2 separate regions of the Homo sapiens genome follow, and region 2 is linked to region 1. A link is a contact called in ENCODE Hi-C or POLR2A ChIA-PET data. All regions are on one chromosome and are shown on one strand. The core of a region is the stretch at or near the end of the contact, and the rest is flanking DNA. Distances in the headings are between cores, read along the strand shown. Region 1 has its middle 41 kb from the start of TLR2. Region 2 overlaps TMEM131L (transmembrane 131 like).

Evidence for each region. A loop is a pair of places that touch in the nucleus more often than their neighbours do. ChIA-PET counts read pairs that join two places held with the same protein, here RNA polymerase II (POLR2A). Pooled maps may share reads with other maps.
Region 2: a map of GM12878 shows a loop between it and region 1 (3-fold over the local background). The contact joins two enhancer-like sites. A Hi-C loop is called at or near these places in 1 of 168 maps with a recorded cell type or tissue (GM12878), 1 of 37 single-sample maps with no recorded cell type and 10 of 50 pooled maps. POLR2A ChIA-PET finds 5 or more read pairs at or near these places in 3 of 52 experiments (activated CD4-positive, alpha-beta T cell, activated CD8-positive, alpha-beta memory T cell and activated T-cell).

The regions. Positions count from the first base shown.
Region 1 is chr4:153,641,782-153,644,858 of GRCh38, forward strand. It overlaps the pseudogene LOC100419170. Among named protein-coding and RNA genes, the nearest start is that of TLR2, 41 kb to the right of the region's middle. RefSeq lists a silencer at 1,834-1,903. Within about 2 kb of position 1,795, at least 2 of the 41 ENCODE cell types and tissues checked have a DNase peak (open chromatin) inside an H3K27ac peak, as active enhancers do.
Region 2 is chr4:153,486,410-153,489,779 of GRCh38, forward strand. The region is part of intron 3 of TMEM131L (transmembrane 131 like); the gene reads left to right. Among named protein-coding and RNA genes, the nearest start is that of TMEM131L, 22 kb to the left of the region's middle. RefSeq lists enhancers at 1,134-1,183, 1,194-1,243, 1,394-1,513, 1,614-1,683, 1,864-2,033 and 2 more. Within about 2 kb of position 1,767, at least 28 of the 41 ENCODE cell types and tissues checked have a DNase peak (open chromatin) inside an H3K27ac peak, as active enhancers do.

The sequences.
Region 1 (3,077 bases), core at 545-3,044:
AGGAGGCGGGGAGAAAAACCACTGCTGGTTTCTAGAACTTTCCATTTTAGTAGAGGCTCCATTAAACAGCATATTCTTTGGGGCCAGGCTGCCTGGATTCTAACTCCAGCTTCACCACATACTTAACCTCTCCGTGCCTCAGTTTCCTCTTCTGTAAAACGGGGATGATAATAGCAACATACCTCATGCAGTTGTGAAGTTTAATGAATTAGCGTTTGGATGGTGTTTGGCACATAGCACCCCTAATTGACTACTCTTATTGAAACTGACCAAATTTTCCCACAAGCGGGGTGCCCATAGAACTGAAGCTTGAGAACTTACAGTGAAACGCACTGCTACCTGCTGACCGACTCCTCTTCCTTACCCCTCTCTAATTCCCATTTCCCCACAGTGGTTACAATGAGACACTAGACTCCTCATTCAACTGTCTGCTCCCTTGCCCCGCCTGTTTTCCTTCCTTGCTATATAAATCCTTAACTTTAGGCTTGGGGAAGGAACGGATTGGAGGTTTGGCTTCTGTTTCTTCGGCTGACATCACCCGTAATGCAATAAAGGCTTCTTCCCTGGCAACGCTTGTCATCTTAGCGATTGCCTCTCTGGTGAGCAATGGGGCCTAGACTGAACTGGTGTTTCGGTAACATTATTGTTCCATAAAATTGCTATGGTCAATTTAAATGAAAGAACATGAAACAACAGGAAAAATATAAAATTGGGCCTCAGTACTGGTGGGGGCAAGTGAGGCAGGCACTTTTATACATTGTGGGATGGGATTATAAATTGGTTGGCCATATATGTCATGCACCTTAAGAACTTCCAGGAAGTAACTTCTAAGGAAAATAGCAAAAGATATGCACAACAATTAGGTATTAGTGTTTTTTTAAATGCATTCATTATTGTAACTAACTTTCTCCCAAAATAGATTTATAGCATTTAATAATTAAAACACATACAACCAAAACATTGGGTAGATATAAACATATTTAAAAAATTACTAGTAAGTATGAAAATCAAAAACACAATTCCTAAGGTGGTGTTTTATTTTCCCTCCATTACTGGCTCTTTCCCCATTTGGAAGCTTCCTTCATGTTTTTTGAAGCTGAGCAAGGATGACATGACTCATGTCATGTATATTATACAATGTAAAGAACAAAACTGGCTGTGCGGTAGCTCACACCTATAATTCCAGTGATTTGGGAGGCCATGGTGGGAGGATAACTTGAGGCCAGGAGTTTGAGACCAGTCTGGGCAACAAAGTGAGACCCTATCTCTTTAAAAAAAAAAAAAAAAAAAAAAAGGAAACTAAAACAAGGCCACATTGATACATTGATTGGGCACTCTGGACAGAAAAAAAGTGATTGTACTGATGTGTAATTGATAGGTATGCTTGATAAAAAAAAAAAAGGATTCCATTTTTCATGACTTTTTAATGCGCTACATGATTCTGTGCATGACTTTCAGAGCACAATGATCATGTCTACTTGATTTCCTTCAAAAATTAAAAGAAAAATCTTTTACTTGAGAGGGTGAGGTGGGAGGATTGCTTGAGGCCAGGAGTTGGAGACCAGCCTGGGCAACATAGGGAGACTTTGTCTCTACAAAAAAATATAAATAAAAAATAAAAAGAGAAAGCTCCTAAGACTTCACTCAGTAGGTTATCCTACTAAAATAACTGGTTACTGATGGTTTCATGCAGTTCACAAAATTAACTGATGATTTTAGTTGCAGCTTTTATCTTCCTGACTTCTGCCACTCATGTCTCTGCTTTCACTTCCTGTATCCGCAATCTGACTGTGATATGTGATTATTAAAGGTATAGTCTATGTTGCCCCCTAGTGATTAATATGAACATAGGAAAAGTCCTGTAGACTTGCTCAGCTATTCAGAGCTGTGGATATGCTTCTTATCATGCAGAATCTACCTACTACTTTCCATCATTTTATTGTTTAAGTCCTTTAATAGCGTCAATTTTTACATTTTATTATGTTATTACACAAGTCCAAGCTAAACTGTTTATTCTATATAAAAGACAAGCAAAAACCAAGAAAACATTATAATCAATAAAATATTATCAAACAAGAAAAAGAAATACACCTCCTTTTAAAATTTATTTCTAACTCTATTTTTGTGGAGTGCTTTTAACCAGAGAAATAATTAACCTAAATGCATGGTCTATTAAAAGTTAATCGACCAGGCATGGTGGCTCACGCTTGTAATTCCAGCACTTTGGGAGGCTAAGGCGGGCAGATCACTTGAGGTCAGGAGTTTGAGACCCTCCTGGACAACATAGTGAAACCTCGTCTGTACTAAAATACAAAACTTAGCTGGCTGTGGTGGTGCATGCCTGTAATCCCAGCTACTCGGGAAGCTGAAGCAGGAGAATTGCTTCAACCCGGAAGGCAGAGGTTGCAGTTGGCCAAGATTGCGCCATTGCACTCCAGCTTGGGTGACAGAGTGAGACTCCATCTCAAAAAAAAAAGAAAAGAAAAGAAAAAATCACTTTTCTTACTTTAGTATTTCCTGAATATAAAGAATGACAGGCAGGATTGAATACCTTGTGAAAAAGTCTGAGATAATGCACAGTGATGCTGTCTATGTATTAAGTCTTGTGAGGCCTTCATCTATAAGTTTTTCCTTACCCCTTTGGTGGGCCCCCTCAGCCCAGCTTTTTTTTTTTTTAAAGGACAGGGTCTCACTCTGTTGCCTAGGCTGGAGTGCAGCAGCACAATTTTGGCTCACTGCAGACTCAACCTCCAGGGCTCGAGTAATCCTCCCACCTCAGCCTCCCAAGTAGCTGGGATCACAAGAATGTGCCACCACACCCAGCTAATTCCTTATTTCTTATAGAGACAGAGTCTTACTATATTGCCTAGGCTGGTCTCAAATTCCTGGGCTCAAGTGATCTTCCCACCTCAGCCTCTGAGTAGCTAGGACTACAGGCATGCACCACCATACTCGGCTAATTTTTGTATTCTTACTGTAGAGACATGGGGTCTCACTTTGTTGCCTAGGTTGGTCTTGAACTCCTGGGCTCGAGTGATTCTCCTGCCTTGGCCTCCCAAAGTGCTGGGATTACAGGC
Region 2 (3,370 bases), core at 517-3,016, 160 kb before region 1:
GGGATTATTTTCAGCAGCAAGTAACAAAACCCTGACTCAACCAGCTCAAACAATAAAGAATGCATGATGTCACTTAACAAGAAGCCTGGAGGCAGGGTGGTTCTGGGTTGGTTTACTCAGCAGGTTAGTGTCAGCACCTGGGAGCCTGGTTCTTCGGACCTGTCTGTTCTGTTGGACTCTGTGTGCCGTGCAGCTCCCCTCACGTTTGCAGGAGGTCTGTGTGCTTCACAGCCTCCCAGCCTCCCACCTGAACATCCAAAGGCAGGTTAAAAGAACCCCTGGCTACTTTCTCAGAAGTACTCCCCAGCAGACTTCCCCTTCACATCTTACAGGTGGGTCTGCACTCACCTTGAACCACTCACCCACCCACGCCTGTGGAGTGGTGGAACCACGTGATCAGCTCTGTCCTGCAGGGTTTAGTCATAGGGAGCACAACCCGGCTTTGCCTAAGTGGGAGGAAGGGAATGGGCAGTGGGAAGGCCGACAGCAGTGTGTGCTATGCTGAGTGCTATGCTGGGCCACCTGAGCTCAGCGAGAAATGAGCGGTCTAGGGCAGTGTTTCTCGAAGCCTGGTCCAGGGACCTAAATCAGCATCGCTTGGGAACTCGCTAGACTGGCCGGTTCTCAGACCCCACCCCAGACCTGGTGTGAATCAGAAGCTCTAGGGGAGGAGCCCAGAGATCTGTTTTAACAAGCCCTCCAGGTGGCTCTGATGCACGCTCAAGTTTGAAAACCATTGGCCCAGGGTGAGGCAGCTCAGGGACCATGTTACAAAATATACTTTTTGTGGAGGATTAAATAATGAGAGGTAGAAATAGTCTTGTAGGTAAAACAGTGGGTGGAAATTGGGAGATGGTTGCTTTTCAGCCTGACTTACCACCACTGGCCCAGGATTTTATCAAACCTAGAATCCGTACGTATTCTCTTCATAGGGTATGGAGTGTTAGCTGGTGGATCGAGTGTGTCCGAAGAAGTTCTGCTGCAATGATGCACATGGGGGTGGGGTTCCAGGCTGAGCTTTGGTGTCCACCTATCAGGGTCTCATATGTCCTGGCATGCCTGGTAAATAGGTGGGTTAGGCCATTGCAGGTCAGCTTCCAGGGGAGGACTGAGGAACCTTCTGAGGGAGAATTCATTCATTATAAGGGAAGTAAGTTTGGCAGAAAACCTTGGCCCAGTAACAGAAAGTCTCAGTTGTTGGATGGGAGTGGCCACTCACAGCACAGGGTGGTATGTGTATTCAGATCTGTCTCCTGGCCCAGGCCCCTGTGGAGCTGCACAGGCGTGTGTGTGTGTGTGTGTGTGTGTGTGAGAGAGAGAGAGAGAGAGACACCCTCGTGGGCCTGTGGCTGAGCTGTATGTGTGTGTGTGGGAGTGTGCGAGAGAGAGGAGCCAGGGACAAGGAGAGAGACCCTTGTGGGCCTGTGGCTGAGGTGTATGTGTGTGAGAGAGAGTGAGAGAGACAAAGAGACAGACAGACTCTGGTGGGCCTGTGGCTGAGATGTGTGTTTGTGAGTGCGAGAGAGCAGACAGGGACAAAGAGAGAGACCTTTGTGGGCCTGTGGCTGGTTGTGTGTGTTTGTGTATGTATGAGAGACAAGAGAGACTCTTGTGAGCCTATGACTGAGGGGTGTGTGTGTGTATGTGTGCATGTTGAGAGAGACCCTGGTGAGCCTGTGGCTGAGTTTTGTGTGCGTGTGTGTGTGTGAGAGAGAGACCGAGACCGTTGTGGGTTTGTGGCTGAGTTTTGTGTGAGAGAGAGAGACCCTGTGGGCCTGTGGCTGAGTTGTGTGTAAGAGAGAATGAGGGTGCGTGAGTGCACCAGTGTGAGTGGGGTTGTTGGGGCATGAGGAAGGATATTACTTAAGGCAAAACTGAAAGAAGTGTTCTAAAAATTCTGTGAGAAACTGGGGTGGGCGGAAGCAGCACGGGGCACTGCCCACCCCAAGGGGACTTCCACACCCCGTCCTGCAGCTGGAGGGCCAGGGCTGCCTGTGGGAGGAGTGGGGACCGGGCCCTGGTGAGGGCAGGGCCCAGAGGAGGCAGCCGGGAACTTGGAGAGAAGGAACAAAATTGGGACAAGGGCCTGGGCCTGGGATAGCCCAGCCTGTTGTGTGCCACTTACAGGGGAGAAGGGCCTCCCCAGCCACACAGCAACCCGGGGATTCCCTGCGGCTCTGTTGTGGTGGAGTGGGAGCATTTGCCAGCTGAGGGGGCTGGATGGAGTAGGGCAACAGGAAGCAACTCAAGTTCAAGTGTGGTGTATTAATTTCCCAGGGCTGTCTAACGAAGTGCCACAAACTGCGCGGCTTTAGAACAACAGAATTGTATTCTCTCCTCACAGTCCGGTGGCTGGAAGTCCTCTGTCAAGCCGGCAGGGCCACGCTGCCTCTGAAACCCTCGGGGAGTCCGCCCTCGCCTTTTCCTAGCTTCTGCGGGCTCGCCGGCAGCCTGTGGGGTTTCTTGGCTTGCAGCTGCGGCACTCCAGTCTCTTGTCGCACAGCGCTCTCCCTGGGTGTCTCCGTGCTTTCACGTGGCTGTCGTATAAGGACACCAGTTATATTGAAGCAGGGGCCCACCCTACTCCAGTCCAGCCTCATCTGGACTAATTGCATCTGCACCAACCCTGTTTCCAAGTCAGGTCACATTCTGAGGTACTGGGGTTAGGACTTTGACATATCATGTTGGGGTTGGTGGAGACACAGTTTAACCCATAACACATAGTCCCCAGCGAGACTCGTCTGTGAGCCCTTGTGAATGTCCCTCACTTGTTTTCCTTGCCCTCCCCCAACACCAGGGCTCCTGAGAAACGCCTTTTTGGTATTGGGCTGGTGATGTGTGAAGCGATCCACTGTGAAGCTTCCTTCCTGAGAGCTGCACAGACCAGTCTACGGCAGCTTTGGACTCCTGGGCTCCAGCCGCAGCTGCAAAACCCACGCAGTTTCTTCCCAGCTCATTGAACCTGGCCTTTTGGTTGAATGGATTTTATTTCTGAATTATTTCTTTGTGTATCTGTAGGAGCACGTCCAAGGAAAATTCTTTATTTTCACAAGATTGTGAGCACTGGGGAGAAGTATTTTTTTCTTGAGACAGAGTCTCACTCTCTCACTCAGGCTGGAGTGCGGTGGTACGATCTCAGTTCACTGCAACCTCTGCCTTCCAGGTTCAAGCGATTCTCCTGCCTCGGCCCCCTGAGTAGCTGGGGTTACAGGCATGTACCACCATGCCCGGCTAATTTTTGTATTTTTAGTAGAGACGGGGTTTCACCATGTTGGTCAGGCTGGTCTCAAACTCCTGACCTCATGGTCCACCCACCTTGGCCTCCCAAAGTGCTGAAATTACAGGTGTGAGCCACTGCGCCTGGCCCAAT